2 separate regions of the Mus musculus genome follow, and region 2 is linked to region 1. The links are chromatin loops, found by intact Hi-C in ENCODE. Cell type or tissue: heart. All regions are shown on one strand. Each heading gives the region's core, and the rest is flanking DNA. Links, peaks and the distances in the headings are about the cores only. Region 1 holds the start of Arhgap32 (Rho GTPase activating protein 32). Region 2 overlaps Arhgap32 (Rho GTPase activating protein 32).

Region 1 (16,672 bases), core at 5,693-13,692:
ACTAGACCAAGCAGGGCTCAAACTTGTGACAAGCATGTCTGTTTTCTGGATGCTAGGACTATAGATGTGTGCCACCACATCTGGGAAAAAAACAGTATGTTCTTCCAGGTTAGCTATGAACTGACTATGTAGCTGAGGTTGGCCTTGAACTCCTGATCCTCCTGCCTCTGCTTATCATGTGCTCGAATAGTATAGATGTGTTACTAAACCTGGCACATTTATATGTACACACACACACATTCAGTATCTCATTTGTACCAGCCTTCTATCTATAAAGCCAATGATTACCTCTAACTCCAGATCCTCCCCCATGAATGCTGGGATCAGAGGTAAGTGTCACTACACTGAGTTTGTCTGGCACTAGGGATCTAACCCAGAGCTTTATGTACACTGGGCAAGCACTTTACCAACTGAGCTACATCCCCAGACTAAAATTTAAAGGACATTATCAGTGGAAGGGTAGAATGAAAACACCAAATGATCAAGCTAAAGAGAACCAAGTAGGAAAGGAGAAACAGCTATAAACAACTCTTCAAAAGTTTCTGCTGCAAGCTGGGCATAGTGGTAAACGCCTTTAATCCCAGCACTCAGGAGGCAGAGGCAGGCGGATTTCTGAGTTCAAGGCCAGCCTGGTTTACAGAGTGAGTTCCAGGACAGCCAGGGCTATATAGAGAAACCCTGTCTCAAAAACAAAAACCAAAAAACCAAAAAACAAAAAAAAAATTTTTTTTAAAGTTTCTGCTGCAAAGAGAACAAAGTAATTGGGCAGCAGAAGGAAGGCTGGGGTAAAAGTAAAGGTGGTTTGAAGCAGGTGATTTATTCAGTTCCGGTAACAGTGAAAGACAAATATTACTCCTCTTTCACTATCCACCTCAAGAAAATGAGAGGTCCTGGGCAAGAACATGGCCCCACTGCAAAAAAAAAAAAAAGAAAAAAAAAAAAAAAGATCAGGGACCTATCTTACTTACCCACTACCCTCTAAAGAAAAGCTCTCAACTACAAGGTTGAGTAGTACATCCCAACACTATGGGAACATGCTACATTCTCATCCACAAATGAAAGAAGAGGAAGTGGAAGGCAATTAGCTTCCTCTCTAAGGCCATGACCTAGATCTCCCATGCACATCCATTTAGTCAGAACTGAGTCACATGTCCATGCCCAGCTATCAGAAAGAGGCTAGGAAATGCAGTCAAGATAACACCTGAGGGAGGCTGAAGGAATGGCATCTAGACAACAGTTAGTTCCGGACTTGCCAGTAACATAGCCTTGTATGCCTAAGACACACAGAAAGGCAGATGAGGTGGAGATGGGGAGCGGGAGATCTGTGGATTAGACTCCGTCAGAAACAGGGTCACTTCTCACATGCCTGCCTTCTCAGAAGAAAGGCTGCCCCCTTTAGTGTACTTCTAGTAAATTAAAGGTGAGAACACTTGTATAAGCATGAAGTCCTGAGTTCAAATCCTCAACAGCCAAGGACACATGCCAACTTTATAGGGAACAAAGATGGGCAGAGCCTGCAGATTTGCTGGCTAGCCACTCTAGCCAAAATGACAAAGAACCTGTCTCAAAGAAGTAAGGCAGAGAATAATAGAGGGAAATACCCAACGTCCCCCTCTGGCCCCTGCATGCTCATATGTGGCTACAAATACCATACACAAGAGAAACTATGAACACAAAATTTTTAAAATTCTGTAACTTCTGCCTTCCATCCTATGGGCTGGACTGAGCAGTTCTCACATAGGTACTGACAGACTGTTAGAGAGCTGCTACTTCTCAGCCCAGGAGAAGGTAACCAAAGTTCACAATTACACACAGTCCACAGATACACAGCTCCTGATGCACATGTTCAATAAGGCAGGCCACAAAACAGCCTCATCCCACCGTCTTCTAGTTTTGCTTTAAACACTCCTAACTAACACAGCTCCCTAGGACAGAGACTCCAAGGCTCCTTCTTTCTTACCTATTTTTCCACTGCAGTCGCATCACACAAGATCTGCAGATGTACTTGACGGTGGCTACTGATAAGGGAGATTTGGTTTCCCTCGTTCTCGGGTGAAGACCACAACTGGCCGTGAAGGACCACAGATACAACAAGATGATGGGGGGGGGAGGGAGATTGGGGAGGGGGAGAAGAGGAGCAGGAGGAGAAGCAAAGAATTTTGGGTCAAAAAAAGACCTCGGAGACCTCCAATGTGACCTCTCATTTTGTATGTGAGGACAGTGAATCAGAGACAAAGCAGAGACTCCAGGACACGAACTGCTCTCAGCAGAGTCAAACACCTCGGTTCTCAAGGTTGCGGGCTCAAAACTGCTCTCCCTGTAACAGTCGCTGCTCTGGGGAAGGGAGGAGCAGGCTTAATACTCTGGATGATTACTGCATTTATATAACAGGTTCTTTAAAACCACGGGACATGTCCATCAGAAGAGTCCTTTGACTGTTTGCAATGAAAAGAGGCGCAGGGTGCAGTCAGATGACCTGCCCCGGATAAAGGCTGGGCTGCAAAAAGTAAAGATCTGACTGTTGCAGACAATGAATGGAATACTTCAGAGTTTCTCCCAGCCTGGGCTTGCAGACGGCCTGGGTCTACTCTAACCTTTTCTCATGGTGGTGACATACCTTTGCTTTCAGTGTGCACCACCTCTAAAGAGCCAAGATTAATGGGATACAACATTTAAGCAAAGCTAACAGGCTGGAGAGAGGTCCTAGCTGTTAAGGGTTCACATTGCTCAAGAGAATCCAAGTTAACAGATCCCAGGACCCCCACCAGGCGGATTATAACTACCTATATCTCCAGCTACAGGGGAAGTGATGCCCTCTTCTGACCTCTGGGGCATCCACAAATGTGGCACACACATACCTCTAAATAAAAATGAAAAATCTTTAAGAAAGGAAGAAAAGCTAGCCAAAAACTGGCTGTAAGACAAAAAATTGACTTATTTCTAAAAATACAATTTTTCTAGTTCATGCCTTCTGTGTGAGAAATTAAACCAAACACCATATTTCTCACTTTAGCTTGCCTATCACCGTAGGATTACAGTGAGTACCTTTAAATACCAAGGAAGAGCGCCCTTGCCCAGTAACTGTAATTATTTTATCAGAGCCTACTACTTGAGTCCCTTAGGGAATATTTCTGTTCAACCTTCGCCTGCCAGGTTAAGAAATCTCTGGTTTTGCTGGGTTTTTACCTGAAGAGAGAAAGTCACCTCATATTAGGCCTTTCCACTTTTAAGTGCTACAACTGTTACCTACCAGTTTTGCAGATGCAGAGTATTGCCCCACTATGGAAAACCACTCCACCGCCAACCCACTGTTCTCCCGAGGGCAGTGTGGGAACTTTTCACCTCCTCTACCTCCCCTGGTTCATCTCACTTCAATTAAGGATCACACAAGGCCAGGCAACCACATAATTTGCAGGACTGCAAAAGCCACAGTGACCCCAATTCTATTTTGTTTAATTCTGTCAGAACAACAGTCTTTTTCTGTTTGCTCATCCTTCCATGGGGATTAACCCTAAATAAATCAGTATTTGGGATGCACATCCTATTTCTAAACTGTAAAATTAGCCAAATACTTAAGAAAACAGTTTAATATCGAAGTCTCTAAACAATAAGATAGTAATAATAATAACTTTTATTATTTTAACGCCAAAGAGATGTTACAAAAATGTTACTGCGAATCCTAAGAAGTAGATTACAGAGTCCACACAGGGACAGTTATCTTCCCTGGCCTAATTAAAACAGGTCTTTCTCACACATCTTTCCTTTAAAAAAAAAATGCCAGTACTAAAATAGAAGTGGTGTTTAAAGTTCACCTAGCAAGCCTGCGCAGATCGCTAGGAAATAACCAAGAAGCAGGACCTCTGAAAAGCAGACACATTTTCCCCTTTTCTCTTAATTATCTGATATATATTTATATTTAATAAATATGTATTCGAATATATAGGACATATTTTAAATTATTCATTGTTAGCTCCTAACTAAACTAACAGTTTCAGTATAAGAGGAAACTCTATAAAATTCCATGTAGCATTAATACTCAAGGAGAAAAAACTCTAAAATCTGTGCTCAAAACTATTACAGCATTTGACACTAGAATTTACAGCTATCCTGTTCACTTACTGAGTGTTTACTGTTTTCTCAACATTATCAAGATTTGACAGGCATCATTCATTTAATCCCCAGGACAACTTCCTAAAGCAGACAGACAGATAGTGACTATACCATTTCCTAGTTACAATGGAGGCACCCAAATCACCAAGATATGCCAGAATGCAGGACCAAATGTTATAAATATCACAATGAACATTTAAACACAGGTATATCTAGCTCTAAAATAAAATTTAGTGCTGATCCACAAGTCAGAACTTAGGCTGTGACAGAAAACAACACCTGAGCTAATTACAGCAAAAAAAAAAAAAAAAAAAAAAAAAAAAAAAGTCCTAAATCAGGGGCTGACAAACTTTCTCTGCAAAGTGATTAGATGATAAGGACTTTAGGGTTTGCTAGACTCACTGCCTCCAGAAACAATCAGCTCTACTGATGGATGCCAAGTCGGCCATCAACAGCACATAAATAAATGTGACGGTATCTCAGTAAAGCTTTTTCTTAGAGTACTGAGAATCAATCCCAGGGTCTTAGCAAGCTAAGTCAGGGTGCTATAATTGAACCACTGAGTCAAACCCCTAGCTCCCAACAATTTTTTAAATTTTCTACAACAGAGTCACTCCTTGGTCAGCAAGTCCCCTTCTCTTAGCTCTTGAGTCATTCAGGTCTGTAGCCAGCATTGTACCAATCCCAACCTAAATTATGCAGAGGGCAAGAGAGATGACTTGGTCAATAAAGAACTTTCCATGCAAGCGCGAGAAGGACTCAAGTTCAGATCTCCAGAATATACATTAAAAAATCCCTGGGACTCACTGACTGTCAGTCTAGTCAATAGTAAGCTCCAGGACAATTAGAGACCCTCTCTCAAGAAAAATGATGGACAGCTCCTATGAAATGATACCTAAGGCTGACCTCTGCCCACCATACACACAGACACACCTACACAAACATATACATCTATAAATGCATACAAACACAAACTTTGTTTCTTAGAGTGCTAGGGATCAAACCCTGGGCCTTCAACTGCTAGGCAAACACACTATCTTACATATGTAATATCCTTATGGCTTACATACTCTTACTTGTAAAATTCTTGAATATTCCCTGTCTCAAAAAAAAAAATTCTTGAATACTTTGAATACTCTAAAGAAACCCAAAGTCAAGCCAGGCGTGGTGGCGCACACCTTTAATCCCAGCACTCGGGGGCAGAGGCAGGCAGATTTCTGAGTTCGAGGCCAGCCTGATCTACAAAGTGAGCTCCAGGACAGCCAGGGCTACACAGAGAAACCCTGTCTCAAAAAACAAAACAAAACAAAACAAAACAAACAAAAACAAAGTCTCAACTCACTTAACTTTTCTGAGAATAACAAAAAATTCTTAAAAGTCCAAAGATAGTTTTTGCATAAGACTCTCCTCAAAAATATGTATCAGAAGAGCTTAGACCTAGAAGAAATCTAACACTTCCTGTTCTTTATCTATATTGTGTAAATCACTTTTAAAATATTTTTCAAAAGCTAGGGATGGAACTCAAAGATAGAGTGTTTATTTGCCTAGCATGCATTGGATCCCCCGGGTTCAACTCCTTGTACAACAAGAAAAGTCAGATTAATAAAACACTGTGGCAGGCCTCCTTAGCAGGTGAGGAAGAATGGTATTCAACACTGTGTGTATTAACAGTGCTCTCTTCCTCATGACAGCTTTCACAAAGCATTGCCACATGCTTTCTGTCACCTGACCCTTCACAACTGTATAAAGGCAGTACACGCTTTCCCACACATAGTTCATATTCTTAAAAACAAAAATTCTGAAATGACAATTGTGCCCCAGGAAAGTAGGATGCTATTGTGTTGGTCAGTTTTGTTTTGCCAAATTGACATAAAATCACCTGGCAAGAAGGAGTGCCTCTATCGGCTACCCCACGGGCATGTCTGTGAGGCCATTTTCCTAAGTAATGTCTTACAAACAATGCCACCACCAGGCATGTAGTCCTGGTTTGGTTATAAGAAGAAGGACAAGCCACGGGGAACAAGGCAGCAAGCAGCATTCCTCCCACTATCTTCTTCAGTCCCTGCTACCCTGTTCCTGCGATGGCTTCCCTCAGTTTTGGACTATAAGCTGGAAGAAGCCCTTTCCTCTCCAAGTTTATTTTGAGTCATGTTTTATCACAGCAACAGAAAAGTAACTAGAACAGAACTATAGCCATGGCCTATCTTCAAGTCCACTTGCCTCTTGACTGCTTCCATGGATACCAGATTACATGTTCATTGGTTAAACCCTTAAAATTCTCATGGATGCTAGTCTTAGCCTTTAAAGATGCTATGTTTAGTCATTTTCTTTTGCTACTGTCTTATGAAGAAAAACATCTGCTAGTCCCTGACATTTATTAAATTCATCTATAAGAAACAGTGAGTCTATATATACTATGCAGATAATATGCCCAGTCAGTTTAGAAAGAGAATATTCTGATGGAAAACCCATCTGATGGAGATGGAGCTCAGATGGTACAGTGCTGGCCTAGCATGCACAAAGCACCATATAAATGGGGTCTAGTGATCTAAACATTAATCAGAAAGTGGAATCAGAATTTGATGGTTGTCCACTGCTACAGATCAACGTTGAGGCCAAGCTAGAATCTCCAAGACCTTGCCCTAAGAAATGAAGGAAAAAGTCACCCAAAGAGGAAAAGGCAACAATAAAAACATCTTCAATATAAAAGCAAAAGAAACAACGAATTAGAAAGAAGTGGAAACGAATTCGTTGCCATTAACGTCTCAGCCCAACTGTGGCTAAGCTTCTGGTGACTGAAAAATAATGTGGGGTTGGGAAAGGGAAATAAAAGGAACATAACTACTACTGGAACTCAACCCGACATCAAAGGCTCTAATGACAGCTGAGCCTGCCTTGCTGGTTCTTAGCCTCTCCCTCGGAAACAAAACTGTTATATAACTGACCACGGTTCTCCAACTAACACTTCCTCTCTGTCCCACATACGTTGTTGCCCCCACCCCCACCCCGTGTCACCCTGCCCCCATCTCCATGGGCAGGATCATAAGCAATCTAGGCTGCCACCATAGCTCCAGCTGGACAAGCCTCTGTCCAAAGTGCTGCTTTATTCCAGAGACTGCCACACAGAGCACGATAAGAACGGATTAACTGGCTTAAGCACAGTTCCAACCTCACTTCTGGTCCTGAGGAGCAGCTCCACCATAGCTATCTTTAGGATGAATCAGATTCCAGACATCCCTGCTAATGGGAATCACATCACATCAGCATCCCTCATCTTTACAAACAACCCGATGAACAAGAACATTCAGCAAGAGGGTTGAACTCTTGAGGCTGTGCTGTGGCAACTGCTGCTCCTGATGCCTTCCCACTCAAGGCCAAGGAACAAATGTAGACGTCAGTTCATTCAATAATGAAAAAAATGCATTCACCAACCACAAGCATCATTACTCAAAAATATTCCCACAAACCCAGTCACTGAATCAAACTAAGCAGTTTGTGGACTTCAAGGGCCAGTTACGACAAGCACCGTTTGCCTTTTCTTCTTCCAATAGAAACACACAAATAATGGCAGTGTTTACATAAGCAACCAATGTATCAGAAAAGTTCTGCCCATTCAGATGCACTTAAAAGGTCTCAATCTGCGCCAAATAAAACTCTGAAAGAATGGAAAATAAAAGAGATGCTGACAACAGTGCCACGGCCCAGCTATCCATGTAGCATCATGCAGTGCCTCGAGCAGTTTACAGCTTGACTGTAGTTCTGCATACGATCAAGATTATAATTATCCCAATTCTATTTCCTAAAGGATAACTAGGAGACCATCCCAAGCATCCCGAGATGGGCCTCCTCCTCCCACCACTTTCTCTAAGTCTCAACTGCAGGTAAGGATCTAAAGGATCCAGACTAAAGCTAAGAAATCAGGTCTGATTTTCTCCCTCCAGTGTCCTCTACGCCAGGCACGAAACCTTTAACATAAATATTTACTCTAGTCAACAAAATGGGTAACGCAGTACGCGGGAGGTGACGAGGGAAGCCAGGGGGAAGAGAGAGGCACTAAGTCATCACTAATGTCCAACTGAAACAGCAACTTCAACCAATTAGAATAAGAGGAGAAACTCCACTGGAGTCCCAGGGAGCGGAGACCGCTGGCTCCGCTGCCCCTACCCGCGCCGGGGTTCCTCCGGGAGCAGCCGGGTCCCCGTGGAGGGGCGCAGTTGCCGGACTCGGCCTCGGGCGGGAAGCGTCGCAGCAGGCCCGGAGGCCGTCGGAACGCCCAGTTCGCCGAGGGATGCTAGCGAGAGGTGGCGGGCACGCAGTTCTGTCGCCCCGGGAGGCGGGAGAGACCCGAGATGCCCCCAAGAGCATCCTATCGCAACGTGCACGCCCAGAAGCACCGGTGCCGGCCAAGCTAGGAGGCCCCGCAGCCCTGCCCGCCGCGCGGCCCACGTCAGCGGCGCCCCCGGCCAGCCCGCCCGCCCGCCCGCGCCTTACCGAGCCCCGCGGCCCCGCCGCGCCGCCGCGGCGTCGCTTCGCGCCGCTCTCCGCTCCGTGTCTGCCCTCCGCGGGCTGGGCCCGCCGTCCTCGTCCGCCGCCGCCGCGCCTAGCGCCGGGCCGCCCAGGGCCGCCGCGGGGGCTCGGCCGGGCGCCCCCCGCGCCAGCGCCTCATCCCGCCTCGCCGCCCCGTCAGGCGCGGGGGCGCCGGCTGCGGGCCGCGGCCTTGGGTCTGCACCTCAGGCAAGCGGCGCGCTCCCCTTCCGCGGCCGTCACGACCCCCGGGCCGCCGCCGCCGCCGCCGCGCGCTGCAGAGCCCCCTCGCCCGCACGCCTCGGGTCGCCCCCGCCCCGCTGGTCCGCGCCCGCTTGGCCTCCGCCTCCAGCGCTCCGCCTCCTCTGCACCCGCGACGCCCGCAGCGGGAGAAGAGGCGCGCCACCGCGGCCGCGGGCACGAGCACGCGCGAGGAGGGCGCAAGGAGCGCGCGCACGGCCGCCTCGCGCGCATCGAGGCCTCGCCTGCTGTTGTCCCGGGAAAGCATGTGCACGGCGGGGGGCGCGGCTGGGGGCCACTTGGAGAGGAAGAGGGGAGCCGAGTGGCCGCCCTGGGGCTTGCACTTTGGCTGTCCTCCCCTCGGCCTCTGTGTCCTGGTGGGGGGGCAAAGATTCCAGAGCCGCCGCAGGAAAAGGCATCGTCCGAGACTACGGCAGTGGCTTCTCTCCTCCCACTGCTGACCCTACAATCCTGTCCCTGCACCCGGGAGGGAAGGGGTCGTTGCCGCTAGGCAGGAGATCCTCCGCCCGTGCTCTCTGCTTGCTTGGAGGCTAGAATGAACTCGCACCGCTTATATTTTGGAATTGAGGGGCAGGGTGCCTGAGAGTTCCCTCAGTTAGCTTCTTCATCCAGAGTTCTGGACCAGCAAATTCAAAGTGGTGTAGCTGAGGAGAAGGGCAAGAAAGGGTGAAAGAGTAGGGAACTTGAAGGTGCGTGGTAAGAGACGGATACAGAGGGACTCCCTAGGAATCCCCTGACTGGATGCCATTGCCCTTGATTCTTCCATGGTTCTTTTGTTCCGCCTCCGAAGGCTGAACAGCACTTCCACCTGCAACGACCATCAGAATGACAAAATGCAGGAGAGATAGCTGGATAGTCTGATTTTCCTCTACCGCAGCTTCCATCATCCCCCTCTCCCCCTTTTAATCTATATACCTTTTAGTCCTTCTGACTCGTTCCATATCGAAATGTTGGGGGCAAGGGGAGCAGTTAACCTACGTAACTTGCTTTTATGTTTAAGCCTATTAATGCCAAATACTGCATCATCTAATGTCACTGCAGTGATTGGGTCCACTCAGCATTTAGTCATTTCAGTGGGAGTCATTGAATGTAAAACATGGCCTTGACCGCAATTAGCTGAATTTCAAGGGCACACACAAACCAGGATTTTACCACATCCTGGGGAGAAATTAGAGAGTGTACAGTAATGAACATGTATGGTAATTCCATTTTCCTGACAGTGTCAGTAGAACCAACGTTACTTTAGGGTAAATAGCCTACATGTTTTCTAGCATAGAACCAGGAAAGCTGTGGAATGTGAATGGCAGAGACACAGACTAGGATGGGAAACATCAAGAAGCCATGTTTGGTAGATGAACCTCAGCCCTCTACTGGAAGAAGGATCTTAGGGGTCTTCTTGAAGAGAAGGTAAACAAGGAACTCTGAAAACCTGAAATTGAATTTTCTTTCTTTTTACCAAATCCAAACTTCCCCTTTGGGTCCCAGTGAGCAATGTCTACCCGAGGCACAAGAATGAATCCAGTAACTTGTGTTGGTCTGGGGAATGGTGAGCATGAAATGTGACTCTCCTGTGATACCCGAGGCAGTCAAGAGAGGAAGAAGAACTGGGTCACCACAGGAGGCCAGTTTTGCCCAAGGGCATGGTATATTGACTACTCTCAGCTCATATCCTCCGGAGTCCATCTGCATTCCAGTCAGAAAGCCTTCATGTCCTAAAGTCTTACATAAAACCCTGAAATACTGACTGTTTGATGATTAGATGAATCCAGGGTTAGGCTTCGGTGATAGATAAAGGAGATAGGTAGGGTTTAGGAGATAGATAGATAGATAGATAGATAGATAGATAGATAGATAGATATGTATATATAGTGTTTTAAATCCTCTTAAGTCTTTTGGGAACTATATTTTTATTTGTATTTTATCTAGTTTGAAGAAAGAATGGATTCCGGGGTTTCTGAGAGGTACAGGCAAGTCCAGGGATTCTGATCCTCCTTTGTCTGTTGCGAGCCTTGCTCCCTCCCGCTGGAAAGAATCCTCCGAATGACCTCTGTGTCAGTGCTTATCAGTGCTAAGCCTGCGTATTAACCCAAGGCTTGACCACTGGGCAGTTCTGTTCACATCTGACCTTGGTATTCTATATACTTCCAGTAATCAAGTACCTCGGTCTTCCTGATATCCTCAGCGACTAAATTTATAAATCACAAAAATTGCAACATTCCCTAAAAATAAGAATTAAAAAAGAAAAAGAAAAAGTCTATCCAACTATAAAACAAAGCTAAGTGATAGGATTTGCTTTCTATGTGTGACTTGCTTCGGTATTTACAAGGAAAGAGGAATGCACACCCCACCCCAAGCTGTTGGATGCCTCAGGCTGGCCTCCTCGCTCAGCCTTGGCACTGTCATCTTCCAGGAGGTGGCATCTGGGCTCCCTCCCTGCATCTCAGATCTGTTGCATTGCAGTCCTCTCAGGGCTGAGAAGCAGAGTCACAGTGCAGACAAGAAAAGCCAGCCAAAGAGCAGCCTCACAGATGACTGTAACACTTGCCTAACCTTGAGTTGTAGAGAAGGAGAGAAAGGAGCTTATTTAAATCCCAAAACTGAATACTCAACAGCTGGCTTGAGACAAGCAAGTTGTTAAGAGTGGGCCAAGCTTAATAGAGAATTTTCCCAAGCTGACAAATGACATTGCTTTGTGTATTTATTTTTCTGACCAAGAGACCAGCTCCATATTACATTCCCATTCTAAAAGGGGGAGAGCAACAAAGGAAGTTTGGTTGTTGTTGTTGTTGTTGTTGAACACTTGTTATCTTCTGAGCGTGGTGACCCACGCCTTTATAATCACAGCCCTTGGAAGGCAGAGGCCAACAGATCTCTGAGTTTGAAGTCAATCTGGTCTATAGATGGAGTTCCAGGACAGCCAGAGATACACAAAGAACACCCATCTTGAAAAACAAGCAAACAAACAAAAAGATTTGCTAACTGAAGCATTTCTCCTAGCCATTGGGAGACATTTTAAGGACTTACGGTGTCCTCTTCATTGGGGTTTGACAAATCTGGGTGCACTTGAAATGATAAGCTTTTCATCTTCTCACCCATCACTTTTCTCCCACAAAGCGGTTTTTCTTTCTTTTTTAAAACCATGACACCAGCTGCACCTGTCTGCATGTTTGCTTTTGAATCATTCAAGTCCTTTGTCATCCCTCTGTCCTCTAGTAGTCTGAATGTTGACTTCAGAGCTCTGACCTTGGGCTTTTCCTATTCTTTATCTACACTCCCATCCTGGGCAGTCTCCAGCTTCAGGCTTTAAATAGAATTCCATGCATTGACTCTGACCTCTCCCAGAGCTCCAGACTTATATATGCAGCTGACTCCCAGACATCTATGCTTGGATAGTTCAAAATTGATGTATCTGAAACAGAACATTTTTTAAAGACAGGGTCTCTCTGTGTAACTCAAATGCAAACTCATTATGTAACTCAGGCTAGCCTGGAACTCGCTATCCTTCTGCTCCTTGAGTCCTGGGTTTACAGGTATGTGCCACCATGATGTTCAGCTTCTCTCTCTCTCTCTCTCTCTCTCTCTCTCTCTCTCTCTCTCTCTTTCTTTCTCTCCCTCTCTCTGTCTCTGTCTCTCTCTCTGTATGTGTGTGTATCTCTCTGTCTCGTGTGTGTGTGTGTGTGTGTGTGTGTGTGTGTCTGTGTGTGTGTGTGTGTGTGTGTGTGTGTGAAGGCCCAGGGATCAAACCCAAGATCTTACATATCTTACACATACTGCTAGACAAACATTTACTATTACCCAGCTACATTTCCGGTCCTAAAAGAAAATTATAATCTACATAATCCCTTCCTGCTTAGCCATCCACATCCAGGAAGAGTCTTGAGATCGCTCTACCCAGTGAGCTTTCACTCTTTCTTCCCAAGGGCTAGTCTCAATACAGCCAACAGAGTATGCGGTTGTTTGTTTGCTTGTTTGTTTGTTTCCAGACAAGGTTTCTTTGTGTAAGCTTGGTTGTCCTGGTACTAGCTCTGTAGACCAGGCTAGCCACAAACTCACAGAGATTCCCCTGCCGGACTTAAAGGCATGCACCACCACCACCATCAGGCTGAGAATGTCTTTCAAATGGTTAACTTTCCTTGCTTGGAGCCTTCCAGGGCTCCCTGCTTCTAACCACACTACTGGTGAAACCGGAAGCTCTTCCTCCAGCCTTTCCAATCCCTAAGCCCCGCCCACCTATCCATTCTTTACCTTTGTCATTCTCTTGGCACCGACCTCACCTCTGCCTCCCACTATTCCTCAAGGCAGCCTCGTTTTCCTGGCTTTTAAAGTTTCTGTCTCCTCTGGCCTCCCGTCCTTCCTTTCACAAAGCACTCATCACTGTGCCGCTGTTGTGTGAAACCGATACTTTTTTTTTAAATCTCTTTCATTAAAATGTAAGGAGTTCAAGGGCAGCGGCTTTGTTTCTGTACCACTGTGTCCATATTGATAAATGGTACTAACAGGAAACAAGGGAAAAAACTAACTCGCTTATCTATTGTTACTTGTTACTATGTAGGATTGCGAACGGGAACAACTTCAGATTACAAAATTAAATATTTTGCAAAGCAAAGCAAGTATCTGGAGAGTCTTAAAAAATAGTTTAGCAAAGGGAGTGGGGTGTCTTCCTCTGTTTCTTTCCACCTTATTTTTTGAGACAGGGTCTCCTGCTCAACTTGAACCTTACTGTATGGCTAGACTGAACAGACAGCAAACTCCTGGGACCAGCCTGTCTCCAACACTAAGTTTATAGACACATGACGTCATACTTGGCTTTTGTTGGTTTTGTTTCATGTATATGTGTGTATGGTGTATGTGTATGTGTGCTCATGTGTGCACGTATGTGGAGGCTCAAGGTTAATGCTAGGAACCTCCCTCTGTCACACTTTCATGTTGTTCTATGAGGTGAAGTCTCTCAAGCAGATGAAAAGGGCATCTCTACAGGGAGTCTCTCTCACTAGCCAGCTTGCCTCCTGGATCCCCTGCCACCACTCTCAGGAGGACCTGCCATTTAAATGGGTCCTGGGAGTCTGAAGTCTAGTCCTTTGGCTTGTATTGCCAGCACTCTCACTGCTGAGCCGTCTCCCCAGCCCATGCCTAGCTTTTTAACATGGGTGCTGGGGATCTGAAATAAGGTCTTCTTGCTTTTATAGTGAGCACTCTTACCACTGAGCCATCCAGAGTCCCACAATTAGATTTTATTTGTTGAAATTTAAAGACACAGAATTAATTAAAGCCAAATTATAAGCAGTGATTTCTCGTTCCAAATGAAAATGATCATGATATGGAGGAGAAATGCAGAAATTTTTCATTTTGTGTCCTATGCTACCTCATACATTTGTACAAATCACTTAGATTCTCTCGCTCGCTCCATCTGTGAAATGGGCCTGAACATTTTCTTGAGATGACCATCATAATGGTAGAAGAATTCAATAACTGTGAAAATGCTTTGGAAGAAAGAAAATTTGAGAAAAAAACATATTTTTTTAAAACAGAAAGAAAATCTGGAAACAATGACTCTTGTAGTTCTAACTGTTTTTGTCTTATCTGAAGGATAAGGAAGAGGGCTGGAGAGATGTGTCAGCAACTGAGAACACTGGCTACTTTTCAAGAGAATCTGGCCTTGATTAGCAGCACCCATATAGCTGCCTCTAACCATCTGTAACACCAGGTTCAGGAAATCCTCTGCCTCTCCTGGCCTCCTCAGGCACCAGGCAAACATGCAAGACATAGGCATACATGCAGACAAAACACCCCATACACATAAAATAAAGAAATTAAAGTAAAAAGAATAAAGAACATTGAAATAGCTGACTTTATACTCTGTTTTAGAAATCAGCATCTTTAAAGGTATCAGAAAAAAACAAAACAAAACAAAAACCAAAAAAACAATAACAACAACAACAACAACAAAACCAGCTTTCTGAGATAGCTATGTGGTCCATATAATAAAAGGTTAACTAGCCTCCTCTCTATCCCATCCTTCGCTCCCTGTGTGGCCATGTTAAGAGGCATTTTCTGTGATGTCTTTACTTGTCTCAGACTTGCGGGCTTAGGTCATCCTCTTGCCTCAGGCCTCCCTCATAGCTTGGATGACAACTGTGTACCCCCATGCCTGGCTGTTGGAACAATGGAGAGGTGAGGGCTAGTGGAAGTTTGTTAGGCTACAGGGGCCTGCCCTTTGAAGGGATTAAGTTCATTCTCCTAGAACCCTGCTCTCTCAAGAGCAGTTATGACCAAAGAGTTAATGTGATTCCTCTTTGGTCTCTGGCTTCCTTTTTCACTATGTGATCTCTCTTGGTCACATATACTCCAGCCATGGTACTATATGCCATGATGTAACACCATGGCGGTAGAGGGTCTCACCAGAGCTAACTCACACCGTTTAGGAACCCAAGCCCCCAAACTATGAGCTGTATAAACCTGATTTCTTTATAAACTATCCAGCATCAAGTATTTTCTTAGAGCAATGAAAATTGGCTCAAGAGACAGGATGAGGGGGCTGGAGAGATGGCTCAGCAGTTAAGAGCACTGTCTGCTCTTCCGGAGGTCCTGAGTTCAAATTCCAGCAACCACATGGTGGCTCACAACCATCTGTAATGAGATATGACTCCCTCTTCTGGAGTGTCTGAAGACATCTACAGTGTACTTACATATAAGAAATAAATAAATCTTTTATGCCACCTACGTGAGATCCTGTACTCTGTAGAATCAGAATAACAACACATAATTCATTTTGTAGTTAGATGCGATACAGAAAATGAAAGGAATAGCACTGAAATATGCACATTTGTATAATATGTTAATTCTGTTTCTTATCAAGCACAACCAAGTGGAGCTTTGTGCAAAGTTTAATGGACAAAGGCAACTATCACATTTTTGGGATATGAGATTTTGAGAGGCACCAAAATGCCTTGGAGGGAAGCGTAGTACAGAGCTTTTTGTTGCTTGCTTGTTTGTTTGGCTGGTTATTGTTGTTTAAGACAGGATTTCTCCATGTAGCCCTGGCTGTCCTGAAACTCACTGTGTAGACTGGCGTCAAACTGGCTCCTGAGTACTGGGATAGTACTGAGTGTGTTTGAAGCTGTGTACCCCAGCAACCAGGCTGTTTTAGAGGGCATACTTAATTGAGGTGACTTGGGAGAATCTACAACTAAATCCTTTTGGTAGCTGTGACTGTGGTGGGATGCTACTATGAGAAGATACACATGCACGAGCACGTGCACACACACACACACACACACACACACACACACACACACACACACACACTTTTTTACTGTAAACACATTGAATGCGCCATTCCTCCCTCCAAGCTCAGCTCTGCCGCATCAGCACTGGTCTTAGACACGTGGTGATGCTCCCAACCCCAAAGCCTTTTTTATTAGAGCTAAAGAACTGCAGCCAGTGTGGAGGGAAAGCATGGGAAAGTGACTTGGGAAAGTGAAAGATCAAAGAGAGGTCACTCAACCCCAGGCTGCTGCTTTCCCAGGGTGCTCCCAGCAATTCCCCTCCCACGATCTTGTCTTTTATGACTTCCAGTTTCCAGAACTGAAATGCATCAGACCGTCTAAGGCATCTGGGTTTTCCTGCTATATTCAGAATACATGTTGGCTGAGAGTTCACCTATACTTCTCAAACTGAATGCAGGAGATAGGAGGTTTCCCAGGCAACTCAAGAAGAACTGCACTAGATAATTCTATGTGGCATTTTGTTGTTGTTGTTGTTGTTTAAATCACTGTAC
Region 2 (16,672 bases), core at 5,180-13,179, 71 kb before region 1:
GCTCTTAACAAACTGAAAGACAATAAGGGAAAATCAATATGCATGCAGGTCAGAGTTTAAACAGATGCACTCTCTTTGCAGGGAGAGTTGGCAAAATCCACCAGAACGCAAACTAGGACCCTCCTTAGCCCGGTGGTCTTTCAGGTAGATACTGGAGATAAGCAGAAACACCCATTGTAACACACTTTATAACAGCAAAACGTGCACCTTATTGTTGCTTAGCATTGAATTACATAATTATCTCACTGAAAAGCCAGGAAGAGCAATGCTACATACATACTATGAGGACAAAGCAGCTGCTTCATGATCACGGTGGGAACAAGTGAACAGAAATATGATGAAAGCAGAGAAAAAAGAGGCAAAGGGGTAGAATAGCACATACAGATCCACATTCAGGTTCCGAGAAAGGCATCTGTACAGATGCTCAGAACTCCCACTAAGAGCATCAACACAACCGCCTTACCTCCAGGGAAGGAAGGAAGGAAGGAAGGAAGGAAGGAAGGAAGGAAGGAAGGAAGGAAGGAAGGAAGGAAGGAAGGAGAGAGGGGGGAAGGGAAGGGAAGGGAAGGGAAGGGAAGGGAAGGGAAGGGAAGGGAAGGGGAAGAAACAAGAAAAATAAAAATAATGAGCTTTTCATTATATTACAATATACTTTATATTGTACATTACATTGTCCCTGCAAAAAAAAGAGCAAATTTCATATTGTATGTGCCTTAAGAGAGAATTGTGTTTCTACACACTTATTTCATACAGGTTTTAGTCCTCTCTTCTTTCTAAACAATTCTCATTCCTCCTAATGACTTTTCCTTCTAAACCTTCTTTTGATTGTTCGCATCACAGCTGATCTTCCTCACTTCTGCACATCCTTTAAATATGATGGAGTAAACTGTGGACAGGTTTTACACAAAAGACAATGGCAGCTGGCTGATATAAAACCACCCTAGAAACTGCCTATTTGGGTCCTCCTTCAATTTAAGAACCCAACCCCAAACAAGCTTGCTTCAGAGACAGTCGTTATCCCACAGGCACCAGGTAGACCTCCAAGGACAGCTTTGATCTAATATCAGAGGTTTTTTTCCAATTTCAAACCCCTGCTACCTGGTTGAACTCAACTACTTTGGCTCAAACTCCTCTCCTGGCTGGCTGATTCAACCTGGCTTCTCTCTTGACCTCTGACTTTCTTGCTCTACTTGGCCTCAAACTAACTCTGGTAATCTGTTCTGTTCAATTCTTCAGAGTCCTCATTCTCTGGCTCATTCTGTCTTCACCCATGCTAGCTTGTTCTCTCTTCAACCTATCTCCCAGGAAAACTGCATTCTTCCTTCTTCCTTCTCTCCCTCTGCTCTGCTCCCTCTTAGGTTGCCTCTCTTTCCTCTCTCTTCTTCTGAGTTGGGCAGATCCTATTCTGTCAAATCTTCCTGATTCATCACTTTTTCTACCACTCAATTAGACATCACTTTCAAACACAGGAACTTCCTTCTACAAACTACCTTTACCTTCATTGTTTGAGATTAAAGAAGTGTTCGAAGGGTTGAGAAGGAGGAGGAGGAGGAAGAGGAGGAGGAAGAAGAGGATGAGGAGGAAAAGAAGGACTATCACCACCTCCTCCTCCTCTCCCTCCTCCTCTTCCTCCTAAGGATTGGCAAGATGGCTCAGTGGGTAAAGGTGCTTACTCCCAAGGCTAACACCCTGAGTTCAATCCTCAGGTCTCAACACAGCGGGAAACTGACTCCTATTAACTCTGTGTGTGTGTGTGTGTGTGTGTGTTGTGTGTCTGTCTGTCTGTCTGTCTGTCTGTCTCTGTCTCTCTATCTGTCTCTCCCTCCCCCCAAAATGCACACAGTATATGCAATAAAAATTTTAGATCATTAATTAACTGAGAAATTTCCACTGACCTCACCAACTTGTATGTAAGCAAATCCTAGATATCACTTAATCTTAATAAGTCAAAATGTCTTTTTAAAACACCTGTATGTGTGTGTACGTACATATGTACAGAGGTGAGATTAACCTTGGAGGTCATTCTTCAGGTGTGAACCACTTTGCTTTTGGAAGTGGGTTCTTGCTGGCCTGGAGCTTGCTCAGTAGGCTAGCCTGAAATGCTAGTGAGCCCTAGGGATCGACCCCGCCTGTTCCTGCCTCCAGAGCTGAGATTACGAGCTCATGCAAACACTAGGCTGCTTTTTTTTAAGTGGGTACTAAAAATTAAACTTAGGTCATAATGCTTGAACTCTAAAACATTTTAAATAATATCACTGTTTTAGAGAAGTGATAATTCCTTCCCTGAAACACCAGTCAGTAAATAGCTTTACTATTTAATGTTTTAATGATCATAAACCTTTTTCTACTTTCTATCACTCACCTGTCTAAGTCAGAAACCGTCCACCCACAGTATGACAGGTCGCAGGTCTCTTCAGTCTCAAGACTCCCTGCCTCCTCCATTGCTCCATTTACTTTTGTTCACCCTTTTTAGGGAGACAGAGCATGATGATAATTAAACATCCGGGCTTCATGTGTTGCCCAAAATTATAAATTCCTAAAGGCTCCAAAGGTTACTTTAGCTTAGTATTTTCTGGCTATCTACCAGTCTTCTAAAACAAATATTAAATGAACAAGAACCACATGTGTGCACAATACACACATACACACAAACACACTTCTCATATGTATACATGCATAGTGTCCACTAATAACCTGTTCTCACAATGCTTTACCAGGTATAAATGGGCAGTTCTTCAAGACCTGTGATAATAAAAAAAGTTTCGAATGCCAAGTGGTTTATAACCTAAATGGGTTCTTTTATCTTCTCCCCCACCTACAACATCTGCTCTCCCACAGTCAACTAAAGACAATCACAATCCATGTTTGGTACCACTGTCTGTTTAGTTCCCAAGAACAACACAGAATGGATGCAAACTATAGAACATCCTTGCAGTGGAGAATAGAAACTTAGAATCTTTCTAAGGCTAGAAAAACAGTTAACATACTAGGATGAACTGACCTGCTACGTGAAAATAGTTGAAAATCAGGAACCACCCATTCTAGTGTGCTAAATTTCGAGATTACATGACTGTTAGGAATCAAGAGACCAAAGACAGTTTACTTCAGCATGCAGTCTGAATTATATAAAAATACATGGACTCATGGTGTCAGAAATTTAAGGCAATAAAACAGAAATATCACGACCTTCAAGTCCATCCTGTGCAGGCCCATCAGGCCCAGTCTGACCAAGGAGGATTACATTTTTCCCTGCTCCACTCTCCAGCAGAAAACTGGTACTGTAGTATATTACCTTCTATCAGCAGGTCAAGTCCAGAGAAGTTAATACTGCAATAGATCCTGCAAGCAATCACAAACTAACACGGACTTCTTCAAAGAACAATCGGAAAGGAGGACTCCCCAGTGTGCTGGTCTTCCTGCTCACACAGCCTACCATGACTACTATCTATGCTGTTGCTTCCAAATTTAAATTCTCAGTATTAGTGTGATTTTAAAAATATTAGCTTAAAATTCACACAGGAGCACTCACATTTCAAACCAAATGACAGATGACAAAAAGAAATGAAGCTCAGAGAAGGATGGCAAATTTGCATCTAAAACATGAAATTTAGAAAACCAAAGTTTCAAAAGAACAGAAATTATTCAAAATTGAATCCATTACCCCTCTTAATAGCAAAGAACATAATAATAAAACAGGTGTAACAACAAATCTCTAGAAATGATACACTACAAGAACACATAGTCACAGCACGGTTACCTAAGGTGGACAAGTTATAACTGTTGCCTGAAAATCCCACTGTATTAGAAGAGAAAGGTTTAGCCTTAATAGAGCCAAAGCTGGCACACTCTCCTTAGTAACCGATTCAAAGCTACTCCCCGAGATGGCTTGTCACTAACAACTTAAAAGCAAGTTGTTTTGAGAGTATCAAGCCTATTGAGCATTCAAACCTTCAGGTAAAAATTATTTTAATTTGAACTTAATTTTGTTAAAATCAGTAGCATTTAGGTAGTTAGAATCTAGGGAAGAACGCTGCTGGGTGGTGATGTAAGAGTACGTTTGTGTGTGTGTGTGTGTGTGTGTGTGTGTGTGTGTGTGTGTGTGAGGGAGAGAGAGGGAGAGGAAAGGAGGGAAGGCCGGCTTTGTGTGTGTGTGTGTGTGTGTGTGTGTGTGTGTGTGTGTGTGTGTGTGAGGGAGAGAGAGGGAGAGGAAAGGAGGGAAGGCTGGCACAGGGAAATGGAGAATCTAGGTACCTAGGAGAAACCTTTTTCTATGTTTGCATTGTTTGCATAAGGACTAAGTTCTTAGGTTTGAAGTAGCTTAGGGGCTACAAACAAAAAATGGCTAAGATAAAAAATTCAGGTGACAGCAGATGCTGGCGAGGATGTGGAGAAAGAGGAACACTCCTTCATTGTTGGTGGGATTGCAAGCTTGTACAACCACTCTGGAAATCAGTCTGGCAGTTCCTCAGAAAATTGAACATAGTACTACTGGAGGATCCCGCAATACCTCTTCTGGGCATATATCCAGAAGATGTCCCAACCGGTAAGAAGGACACATGCTCCACTATGTTCATAGCAGCCTTATTTATAATAGCCAGAAGCTGGAAAGAACCCAGATGCCCCTCAACAGAGGAATGGATACAAAAAATGTGGTACATTTACACAATGGAGTACTACTCAGCTATTAAAAACAATGAATTTATGAAATTCCTAGGCAAATGATTGGACCTGGAGGGCATCATCCTGAGTGAGGTAACCCAATCACAAAAGAACTCAAATGATATGTACTCACTGATAAGTGGATATTAGCCCAGAAACTTAGTATACCTGAGATATAAGAGACAATTCGTAATACACATGAAACTGAAGAAGAACGAAGACTAAAGTGTGGACACTTTGCCCCTTCTTAGAATTGAGAACAAAACACCCATGGAAGGTGTTACAGAGACAAAGTTTGGAGCTGAGACAAAAGGATGGACCATCTAGAGACTGCCATATCCAGGGATCCATCCCATAATTAGCCTCCAAACGATGACACCATTGCATACACTAGCAAGCATTTGCTGAAAGGACCCAGATATAGCTGTCTCTTGTGAGACTAGTCCGGGGCCTAACAAACACAGAAGTGGATGCTCACAGTCAGCTATTGGATGGATTACAGGGCCCCCAATGGAGAAGCTAGAGTACCCAAGGAGCTAAAGGGGTCTGCAACCCTATAGGTGGAACAACAATATGAACTAACCAGTACCCCCGGGAGCTTGTGTCTCTAGCTGCATATGTATCAGAAGATGGTCTAGTCGGCCATCACTGGAAAGAGAGGCCCATTGGACTTGCAAACTTTATATGCCCCAGTACAGGGGAACGCCAGGGCCAAAAAGGGGGAGTGGGTGGGTAGGGGAGTCGGGGGAAGGGTATGGGGGACTTATAGGATAGCATTGGAAATGTAATTGAGGAAAATACGTAATAAAAAATATATTAAAAAATTATCTGCTAGTCAAGACCAGAAGACTGGGGGGGGGGGGGAGTGAAGAGATGGCTCAGAGGTTGGAGGACTGGATCCAATTCCTACCGCCCAAGGGCAGCACACAGCCATCTGTGACTCTAATTCGAGAGGATGACACCCTCTGGCCTCTGAGGGCACCAACCACACATGTGGTTCACAGACACTATATATTCACGCAAAAGACCCACACACAAAAAAGTAAGTTTAAAATAAATAAATAAATACAATAAATAAATAAATACAATAAATAAATAAATACAATCACAGGTTTTTCAAAACTGAAACGCTGGTTTTATTATTCCAGAAACCACAAAAGGAAGCTCTGAAACGTGCTGAAATGGATAATTCCAGTGCTCTGGAGGCTGCAACTAGAGGATCAGAGTCTGAGGCCAGCCTGGGACATGAAAGACCCGGGGGTTGGGGGGGATGAGAGAACTATTCTCTTAAAAAGTGGCAAAGATGAGGACATGTGGTGTGTGGTAAGACACGTGGTGTGTGTTCAAGCATGAGTATCTGAGTTCAGATCCCTGGAAACCACGTAAAGCCCAGGCACAGTGGTCCAGGCACAGCGGTGTGCATCTCCCCCACCCTGAGGAGGCAGACAGAAGAGTCTCTGAGTCTCAGCAGCTAAATTTATGATACTATCTACATTCACGAAAGGTGAATGTCTCCTGTCTCAACAACTAAGGTAAACATGATTGAGGAAGATGCTGAACATCAACCTCTGGCCTCCACATCATGTCACATGCACAACTGCACAGAAACACACATGCACACACTCATGCACACAGTATTATGCCACATCACTCATACATACACAAAAACAATTTCAGTGATAGCAAAGGCAAATTAAGATTTTTTTCTTCCCTAAGGACAACTTTTAAAATCATAAAACTGAGGATCACATTCACTATAAAACTATATTTTATTAAACAGTAATTTTAGAAAACCCTACCACATATAACACTACAAAATCACATTTGAGACAAACAAACCGTTTGCCAGAATGTCTGGAAATATCAGTAAAGATATCAATATTCCTCTACAAAGCATTCTTGAGATGAAACCTAGGTGCCAGGGCATTCAACATCATTGAAATTAAACATGAGGCCATGTAGGGAGTAGTTCTCCTGCCTCACTGACATCTGGTAGGCGCCATCTGAGGGCACAGTGGCACACCTGTGGTGCCAGCTCCTGGAGGGATGAGGCTGGAGGCTCACTTGAACCCATAAGTTCAAGGGGGCTTCCATGTCAAATCTGAAAACAAGGAGAAAAGAAAGGCAGGCAAGCACTTGCCTAATGGACTGTCTCAGGCAGGTGTCTGAGACATTAAGAACCAGGTGAGTACATTTTTCCTTCTGAACAAAATAAAAACAATCAGAGAAACCCAAAGGCCTTTAACAACGATAAGCACATACTGGAATTGCATAGATTCAGATATGTGCATAAAGAGTCTAAAAGAGTCTAAAGTCAGCTAAACAAACCAAAAAACAAACTCAAATCCATGCATTTATCTTTTCTGTCTTACAGTTCTGTGGTCAGTCTTCATATTTCATTTTCATTCATATTCTCCAAAGGTCTAATGACATAATAAGGGAAAAGATACAGTCCCTGTACTCCACATCCCTGTACTAAACTGATGGTCGTCCAGGGTCACATAATCCCCAGGGTAGGCAGTCACCTCTTAGGTCACCTAGGAAGAAACACTTTAAATGTCTCTTTCACTGAGAAAATTTCAAGTTACTTTTTCATTCCCAACTATCCTGTCATGCTTTCAAAAGTACTGCTCTAAATACTCTTCATGGTAGCTTCGAATCTACAGGCGGAGGGGGGCAGAGGAGGTTCATCTATCCACGGACATGCAGGGAGAGCTGATTTTATACTCCAGGGACTATTCACTTCCCTGGTAAGCCACCCCCATATTCCTTACGAGCCAAGCCTGATGTCGTCCACGGTGATGCTTTGCTATCACATAAATCGGTCCCATCGTTTATGTAAGATTATGAAAGAGATGCACATGAAAAATGTTTCCTATGATATGAAATTTTAATTCAACTGCACAAAGAGCACTTTCAGAATTTTAGTCTAATATTTATATTTCAGTAATGTATGATTTATTTACTTCATTTGGGCTTGGTTAGTTTTTTTTTAAAGGGACTACTTTTTCCTTTTACTGAAAATAGCTTTTTTCTCTCAGATAACAAATCCTGGTAATGGGTTCCCCACCCTCTACTCCTTCCCACCTCCCTCTCATTCAGAAACACCCCTTTTTAATCTCTCAGAAAACTAGCTTCTAAGAGACAGTAACAAAATAAAATAAAAATTAAAACATCGGAATTGAACAAAATAAACAGAAGGAAGAGAGCCCAGGAAAAGGCACGAGAGACACGCTTAGGAATTCCATAAAAACATTAAACTGGAACAGTCACTGGCTGGCAACTCCCACAATTTCTGTGCTATCTGTAAATACTACAACTTGAGACCCGTGCCATGAGAGGAAGCTCGCCCCTGACAATCCATGGAGGGCCAGGATCCAGAGGCTGGACAGCCCAGAGACCACAGATGGAAAAGTATTCTAGTCTGCTATACACATAGATTGGTACCTAACCCAATGTCATCAGAGAGGTTTCACCCAGCAACTGATGGGAACGGATGAAGAGACCCACAGCTGAACATTGGGCAGAACTCAGGGAATCCTGTGGAACAGAGAAGGATTACAGGAGCCAGAGGGTCAAAGACACCTCAAGAAAACCCATAGAAAGCCCACAGGGCTCCCAGGGCTCACAGAGTCTGAACAGTTAACCAGGGAGCCTGCATGGGACTGACCTAAGCCCCCTGCACCTGTTACAGTTGTGTAGCTAAGTCTGCTTGTGAAACTTCTAACAGTGGGAGCAAGAGATGTCTCGACTCTTCGGCCTACTTTTGAGGCCCTTTCCTTCTATGAGGTTGCCTCTTCTAGCCTCAATACAAGGGGAGGTAACTAGTCTTACTACAACTTGATAGGCCATGGTTGGTTGCTATCCACAGGAGGCCTGTCATTTTCTGAAGAGAAATGGAGGGGAAGTGCAGGGAGAGGGGGTGCAAGAGGGGAAGTGAGGGGGAAGGACTAGGAAGAGTGGAGAGAGAGAAAACTACAATGTGGAAAGAAAGAAAATGTATTTAAATAAATAAAATTAAACTGGAAGCCATAATATACACAAAGGACCTGTAGGCTAAAAAGAAGATATATATTCAAAATAAAAATAAGATAATTTTAAAAAAAGCCTAGACATGGACATTATAAGGAACTCCCAGCCAGACAGTGGTGGTGCATGCCTTTAATCCCAGCACTTGAGAGGCAGGGGCAGACAGATCTCTTAGTTCGAGGTCAGACTAATCCACACAGTGAGTTTCAAGACAGCCAGAACTACACAGATAAATCCTATTTCAAAAAACCAAACAACCAATACACTTTAAAAAAAAAAAAAAGATAAGGGAGAGACCTTAGATGAAATGCCCGACAGTAGGGAGAGGGAACTTATAGAGCCCACCTCCAGCAGGAAGTCAGGGCATCCATCCCACAGTCACAACTCTGACCCATAACCTGTTCCTTGTATGAAAACATTACAGGGATGTAAAGGGAAAGGAGCCTGAAGAAAAGAAGGCCCAAAGTGGGATCCAGGTCAAGGAGAGGTCCCAAGGCCTGACACTATTACTGAGGATATGGGGTGCTCACAAAAGAGGACCTAGCAATGACCACACTCCAGAAGACCCAAAAGCAGCTGAAAGAATCAGATGCAGATATTTGCACCCAACCAATGGACAGAAGCTGCTGACCCCTGTGGTTGAATTAGGGGAAAGCTAGAAGAAACTGAGGAGGGTGACCCTGTAAGAGAACCAACAGTCTCAATTAACCTGGACCCTCTAGATCTCTCAAACACTGGACCACCAACCAGGCAGCATACACCAGCTGATATGAGTCCCCCAACACATATACAGCAGAGGACTGCTGGGTCTGGGTTCAGTCAGAGAAGATGCACCTAACCCTCAAGAGCTGGAGGCCCAGGGAGCTTAGAGGTCTGGTAGGGTGGGAGTGGGGACATCCTCATGGAGACAGGGAGGCAGGGAGGGTGTATGGGATGTGGAACTGTCGGAGGGTGGGTGGGGGAGGGGAAAATAAAATATGGTGTGTAAAAAAATAAAGACCAATGATGCCATTGAGTTCACTTTGTGTTGTCCATCTCCTGGGAAATATGCTGCCTACCCTTAAGAGTCTCCCCAGTTAGACTCCCTCAGAGAAAAGTACATTTTCATTTGCAAGTGCTTATCAATTGCAGATATCTTCTAGGTTAGAGGTGGAATATGTGTCCACTTCTCCTTTTAGCTCAAGGACTCCATCTGGTACAAACCCATGCAAGCCCTATATATGCTGCTGCAGTCTCTGTGAGTTTATGTGTGCATTGATCCTGTTGATTTAGAGAAAGAGAGAGAGAGAGAGAGAGAGAGAGAGAGAGAGAGAGAGAGAGAGAGAGAGAGAGAGAAACACTCCATCCCCTCTGGCTCTTAGACTCTTTCCACCTCCTCTTGCACAGGGTTCCCTGAGTCCTGAAGGGAGGGATTTGACATAGACATCCATTTAGGGCTGAGTGTTCCAAGGTCTCTCACTCTCTGTAATGTCTGGCTATGGATCTCTGTATGTGTTCCCCTCTGCTGCAGAGGAAGTTTCTCTGGTGATGGCTGAGCAAAAGACTGATCTAAGAGTATAGCAGAACATCATTAGGAGTCATTTTATTGCTACTATATATATTTTTTAACCTTCATAACACTAGTATTTGGTTTTCCCTTAGGTCCTTGGGCTACCTAGTGTCAGGTTCTGAGTCACCCAAGTAGTGTCTAGTATAGGTTCCATCTCATGAAGTGAGCCTTAAGTCAAATCAGACACTGGTTGGTTACTTCTACAAGCATTGTGCATTGCCCTAGTGTATCTTCCAAGCAGGACACCACTGTAGATCAATGGGTTTGTGCCTGGCTTGGTGTTTCTGTTTGTTTCTCCTTTGGTAGGGAGGTATACCATTCTCAGCATGGCCTACAGTCATGAGGGTGCTGGGGTGCGTCCTGAACTGCTGTCTATTCACTTTTATCTACTAACTGCATGTGCACATGCTGTCACGTACAAAACAGACAAGATAGGTTGTAAAGGGTATCCTCTGTGCCAAGTAAGACACCCCCTTGATATATTTCTGAATTAACTGAAGAGGCTATGATTTGCTCCTGACTTTCATTTAACAGCATGCTGAGAGCCTTGGGGACATTTCTTGATTATGCAGTTTCTTACTGACATCATTGCCATTTCAAGTAAAGTGAAAAATATAGATCCTATAATTATATTTTATTTGAAGTACAGTTTAATGAAACATAAAATTTGAGGAATAAAATTTGATACTTTTTGTGGATAACTATATGAAAGCCAGGTCAAAATATAAACTGAAATCAAATTTAATTTTATAACACAAATAAGACTTGTTTCTTTATATGTAAATTGAATGTTGTTTCCCAATTAGAATGTTACTGCTTTCTGGATTACAGAAATATATACACACATATATTACATGTTAAACCATGAAGGACCAGATGGCATTATATTTCAATAAAGCTGCTTAACTCACTCCAATTGTGATCTAGAATGTTCCATTTTTATTACAAACTAGGGTTGTGGCAGCATTCACCAGCCAAGGTAGACTCATGAAAGCATTTAACTAGGAAAAGTTAGTGGAGAAGTGTAAATTAGAGCTGAGTTGAGCCCCACCAGTGATAAAGGCACAACTGACATTGATATAGCTTAAATTACAACAATTTGTCCCCCAAAGACCCAAGAATGTGTTTTTTAAAAAGTGAAAAGAAAAATTCCTCCTTTCCCATAACTAGAGCTTTGTGGTGAGAAGGAAGCTTCCTGATGCACACTACAAGCGCCAAGATTCTTGCTCTCAGTCTCGCACTGATAGGGTTTGCTTTCCCACTAGGTGACTAGCTGAAAGCTCCAGTCAGCATTTATTTTGTTCTCTACGTGCAAAGTCCCTTAGCACTGGGTGAGCAGCCCTTTCGTCCTTGAACTAAACAGTCCTGAGACAGACCGAGACGTGAAACGGCTATACAGTTCTGGTCCTGAGGAGTGATTTTCCTTTCACTTTACAAAACCAGTCTTCGAAAACATATTTTTGAGACTATCATACAGCTGTGCAGTGAATGTGGTCATAGCTACCCCTATTCCCCTCTCCAAGTCCCCTCATGTTCTCTCCAACACATCCATATTAATTACCATAAGATGTCAAATTCGATGTGGGGAAGGTCGGAACTCTCCTGAATCTCTGAACTTTTAGGTAAATCTAAAACTATTTTGAATCTAATGGTGAGTAATACTGGGTTTGGTATAAAAGGGTATCTCCCTTCTATAAGTACTTTCTAGAACTTCTGTCTTCTATAACTATGTACACAGAAGCTCTCTCTGGAACTTATATATCATGAACTATACCTAAGAAGTGCTTTCTGACATGACTTCTCATGTTTCTTAAAAATATATACTAAAAAAAAAAAGATGAGCCAGGCAGTGGTGGCGCACGCCGTTTATCCCAGCACTTGGGAGGCAGAGTCAGGCAGATTTCTGAGCTCGAGGCCAGCCTGGTCTACAGAGTGAGTTCCAGGACAGCCAGGGCTACACAGAGAAACCCTGTCTCAAAAAAAATGGCAAATCCAAAAGTCTCTTCCATTTCTGATATCTGACAACTTTGAACTAATATATAATTGCAAACCCAGTACTGGGAACAGAAAGGCAGGAGGAGCAGCACAAGTTCGAGGCCAGCCTGATCCACAGAGTGAGAACCTGACTATAACAAACCCTGTAAGAGGTGGAACACATGGCTATGCAGTTAGAGCACACAGTGCTCTTGCAGAGGTTCCAAATTTGGTTTTGAGCATCCACATTGGACAGCTCACACTGTCTGTGTAATTCCATCTCTAGGGTATTTTAACAGTCACTACGGGCACCATATGTACACAGCCCTATATACATACACATAATTCAAAATAGTTTTAATATCTTTAATTATAAGTTAAAAAAACCCAAACCCAAGCTAAGGGGTGTGCACTCGTGTGTGTGTGTGTGTGTGTGTGTGTGTGTGTGTGTGTGTGTGTAACTTTACAAAGGAGCTTAAGTAATTAGATTCGAGAAGGTCAAATATGAACCTTACTTATTACTCTGGGTTCTCGGGCAGAAACTAACTTAAGCTTCAATTTCCTCACTGAAAAACTGGATTACCAGCACCAACCTGAGAAGAACAATTTAAGAACTAAGTGTGACAATATGGTCAACAGATTTGACATTGTAGTCACAACACAGTAAGTGTTAAATAAATTGTTTTTCAAAACCAGCTGTCTACTTTAAAAATGTTTATGTAATATTCATATGTGCATATAATATTGTGTGACAGACAGACTTTTCCTAGGGAAATGTAACATACAGGTCTACTTACCCCAGAAAGGGCGTCTATGACAGACCAAAGTGTGGGTAGGCCAAAGTCAACTCCACTGAAAATTAGACTAGAAACCACTCATGTTATAATCTGACAAAGAATTTGCTTACATTTTATCATATTCTGAGACTCTGAATGACTTTAAAGGCAACTCGCTAATCAAATCTAGTGGTGGAAATTTCAAGGTTGCACAGGATTCAGGCTGTGACATAGATCTTACAGGCTTTTTTGGAACAAATTCTCAGAAGTAATTAGAAAGAAAAACAGCGCAGCAGAAGTACCTGCAGTTTGGTCAGATAAGCCTGTGTGAACTGGACTGAAGCAGCCACTGTTTATTAAGAGATAACACGGAAAACAGCAACAAACAGGGCTGGAAGGGTGGCTCAGCAGTTAAGAAGCAGTTACGAGGGGGCTGGTGAGATGGCTCAGCGGGTAAGAGCACTGACTGCTCTTCCAAAGGTCCTGAGTTCAAATCCCAGCAACCACATGGTGGCTCACAACCATCCGTAATGAGATCTGACAGCCCTCTTCGGGTGTGTCTAAAGACAGTTACAGTGTACTTACATATGATAAATAAATAAATCTAAAAAAGAAAAAAAAAAAAAAAAAAGAAGCAGTTACGAGGACTGGGCTGCTCTTGCAGAGGACCAGAGTTCACTTCCAGCACCCACATGGGAGCTCATCACCACCCTTAACTGGGTTCCAAAGCATCCAATGCTCTTTCCTGGCCTCTGCAGGCACCGCATGCTAGCAGTGAACAAACATTCATGCAGGAAAAAGACCCAAACTCATTTGTAAAAATAAATTAAAAACAAACAAACAAACAAAAACCCTGTTAACTTTTCATCCTCTTAAGAGCAGCAGCATAGACACTCTAGGACAACAGAAGAGATGCCTTGGGAAAAGCTAGGAACGTCCAAAGCCCATTTGTAGTCTTGAGGGTGTAGGTTTGAATAATAAATAATAATAATAATAATAATAATGAGTGTCTCAAGACACCCTGCTGGCACAGGACCACAAACAGTGTTGTCTCCCCAATATTGTTTTCATGGTGCTCAGCCACTTGGGTACCCAAAGCCTGCAATAACTATGGTCCCAGGGTAGCTCAGCTACCACAGGAACTAACAGCCGACTTTAGAATTGCCCGTGTGATACAGGTTTTGCAGCCATACATAACACAACAGTCACAAAGGTTATGGACGCTTCCACCCAGGCTTTTTATGGGAAGCTTGGAAAGCCAGACAATGTATGACAGGGTCAAGGGCCCTACCCACAGCCTGGGAGGCAATGCAAGGTAAGCACTACAAGCTGACTTTCACATCTGCATGTCTAATGGCTGGTGGGAAAGCTGGTGCAGACATCCGTAGTGAGAAGAAATCAGAACGAAGCAAAAAAAGTAAGTCTCCTCCAGGCTCCGTGCCACAGCCAACCCTGCAGAAACTTCTAACTTAGCATCGCTATTAAGACAGAAGGGAAGCCAGAAAGAGAGACCCCACATCAGCTAGCTGTTCAGGGTCATGAAGAAGGGATACATTTCCTCACTCACAAGTACACACAGGCTGAGTTAGAGCAGGGACACTACACTCTCATTAGGTTTCTAATTCAGATTTCTCTCTCAAGAACTTGATAGCTGAAATTTTAACTTTTTCTTCTCCTCTTCTAGCTGGAGCATTAGTTTTAAAAAGAAAAAGCTTCATTTTGGAAGCTATACTTTTCCTCATGAGAAACAGATACGAGCTTCAGCTATATGGGTACAGGAAGATACACAAAATTTAATTTTTCATACTTTGCCCATGATGTTCCCACAGGATTTTACTGAGCCTATCTCCTCCAAGAGTCCTTGTTCTGAGTGAGGTAAGGATATGGCATTTTTAGGTTCTATGTGCAGAACCCCTCCTCTCACCCGTGGTAAACAGAAGGTTAAGCCTATGTTCTGGCTTCCCTGTGATCTGCTCTGCCATGCCCACGTCACACCAGCAGCACAGCAGAGTTTAGACACGCACCGTGAGAACCACATTCTCAAACCAGCTCTCAGGCTGCCTGGAAATACTTTTCTGGCCTAGAAATAATTATTTTTCCAGCAACATTCAAAGTTTTTCTAATGTTGTAATCACTTTAATAGCATTAGCATTTTAATTATGAAAGTAAGCAATAAGGCTCCTAGCCTCAAGCTTTAACAAATCAGACCACAGCTCTACTTTTGACCACATAATAATTAATATTGAGATCCCTGCAGTAAAAAATAGATATAAGCAGAGCTTATGTACAACTAAAAACACCCTAAAATCTGAAGATTAACATTTGTATTAATCATTAACATATACAATGTTCAACCTCATTTTGCATAATTTAGCCTTTTAGGCTTCAACAGAAGACTACCTCGATAACTCTTTGCTAAGGAAAAACCTAAATCCTGGCGACCCTGTGTTCAGTCACATCAATTCACCCTCGAGCTCATGAGCAAACAAGGACAAGGAATTAGTTACCAGGAAAAGGAAGGTCCCACAGATACAGGACTTGCATAAACTGCTTAAGAAAACTAGACCTGACAGGCCTGGCCATGGAACAATGAGTATGCTCTTCCTGTATTTGGAACAGGCTCTGGAACTCTATTAACTTTTAAAACCGGAGTATCGTATCCTTGACTGAGACACTTCGGCTCAATCCCTCTACAGTGTTCGCTCACCACTTGCTGTGTCCAGGAGAACACAGAGCAGTCAAAGCAAACCAGATAACACTGGGACTGAGTTTTAAGGCAAGAGAAAGGAAGTGTCTGCGTGTGGCGTGGGAGCAAGGAAAAACATAATTGAGAGGAAAACATAGGAATAAGCTTTGTGAGCAAAGGAGAAGGTAGGAAACTCAGTCTACAAACAGTGCAACAAGAACAACACGTCATTTTCACTTCTGGACAAAACAAAAGCCTCACTTTTGGGTTTACCACTAAAACTGGCACGGCTTTCTGCAGGAAAGTGCAAATATGACTCCTAATACCTGTTAAGGTCAGAGAAACCAGCCTCATGAGCCAGTGAGGAGCATAAAGTATGCGCTAAGGGCAGGAGGCTGAGCCTGAGGGTGTCCTTTGCAAAGGCAGCGCAGGACAACAGAGGAAGGCATTGAGTCAAAGTACCAATTAGCAAGATGTAAAGGTACTCTCTGGCCCCAAGAGAGCCTACTACAGATACCAAATAAAAACTGAATTCTAGGAGAACTATAATTACACCCACCTCCAATCTTTCCAACTCAACCACTTTGCTTTCAATAGAAATGGCAAAAATAATCTATTTCTCCAACAGCTCCTCTTTTAAAATAATCAATAACTTAGATTTTTAAAAAAACTGGTAACTAGGAAACAGGGGAGACCTCTAAATATTACCTTGCCTTAGTCAGACTTTTCTCAACAGGAACCTGCCACCTTCCAGAATGAAGTCTGGCTCAATGCGATACTTACCCAGTACCCAAGGATCACTAAAATCACAAGGTCCTTGGCTAACTCTAGACCTAGACTTTAGGGCTCGGAAATCTGCATGACAAACAACTTCCTGATGACTGATTCCTTTACAAGTTAAAGTTTAAGTCTGGCTCTGTGGAGAATTTGCAAAGGTAACTATCTTACAAATAAAACTGAGATGCCTACAGGGGGAGCGGTTCTCAAGGTGGAAGGACA

The links. A loop is a pair of places that touch in the nucleus more often than their neighbours do. Peaks named below come from ENCODE experiments on the same cell type or tissue, not always from the same donor. Only the 100,000 strongest peaks of a DNase experiment are listed, where the experiment ranks them.
Region 2: a loop joins it to region 1, with 1.9 times the contacts of the local background. A loop is called at or near these places in 1 of 42 quality-filtered maps.

What each region holds. Positions count from the first base shown.
Region 1 is chr9:32,024,662-32,041,333 of GRCm38, reverse strand. It overlaps Arhgap32 (Rho GTPase activating protein 32), which reads right to left and starts at 9,031. Exons shown (of 23, transcript NM_001370958.1): 1 at 8,602-9,031. In heart, for the core only: no CTCF peak of the experiment used is centred there; DNase peaks (open chromatin) are centred at 7,203, 8,363, 9,043 and 11,393; H3K4me3 peaks cover 3,237 bases; H3K27ac peaks cover 4,949 bases.
Region 2 is chr9:32,095,628-32,112,299 of GRCm38, reverse strand. The region is part of intron 1 of Arhgap32 (Rho GTPase activating protein 32); the gene reads right to left. Among named protein-coding and RNA genes, the nearest start is that of Arhgap32, 72 kb to the right of the region's middle. In heart, for the core only: no CTCF peak of the experiment used is centred there; no DNase peak of the experiment used is centred there.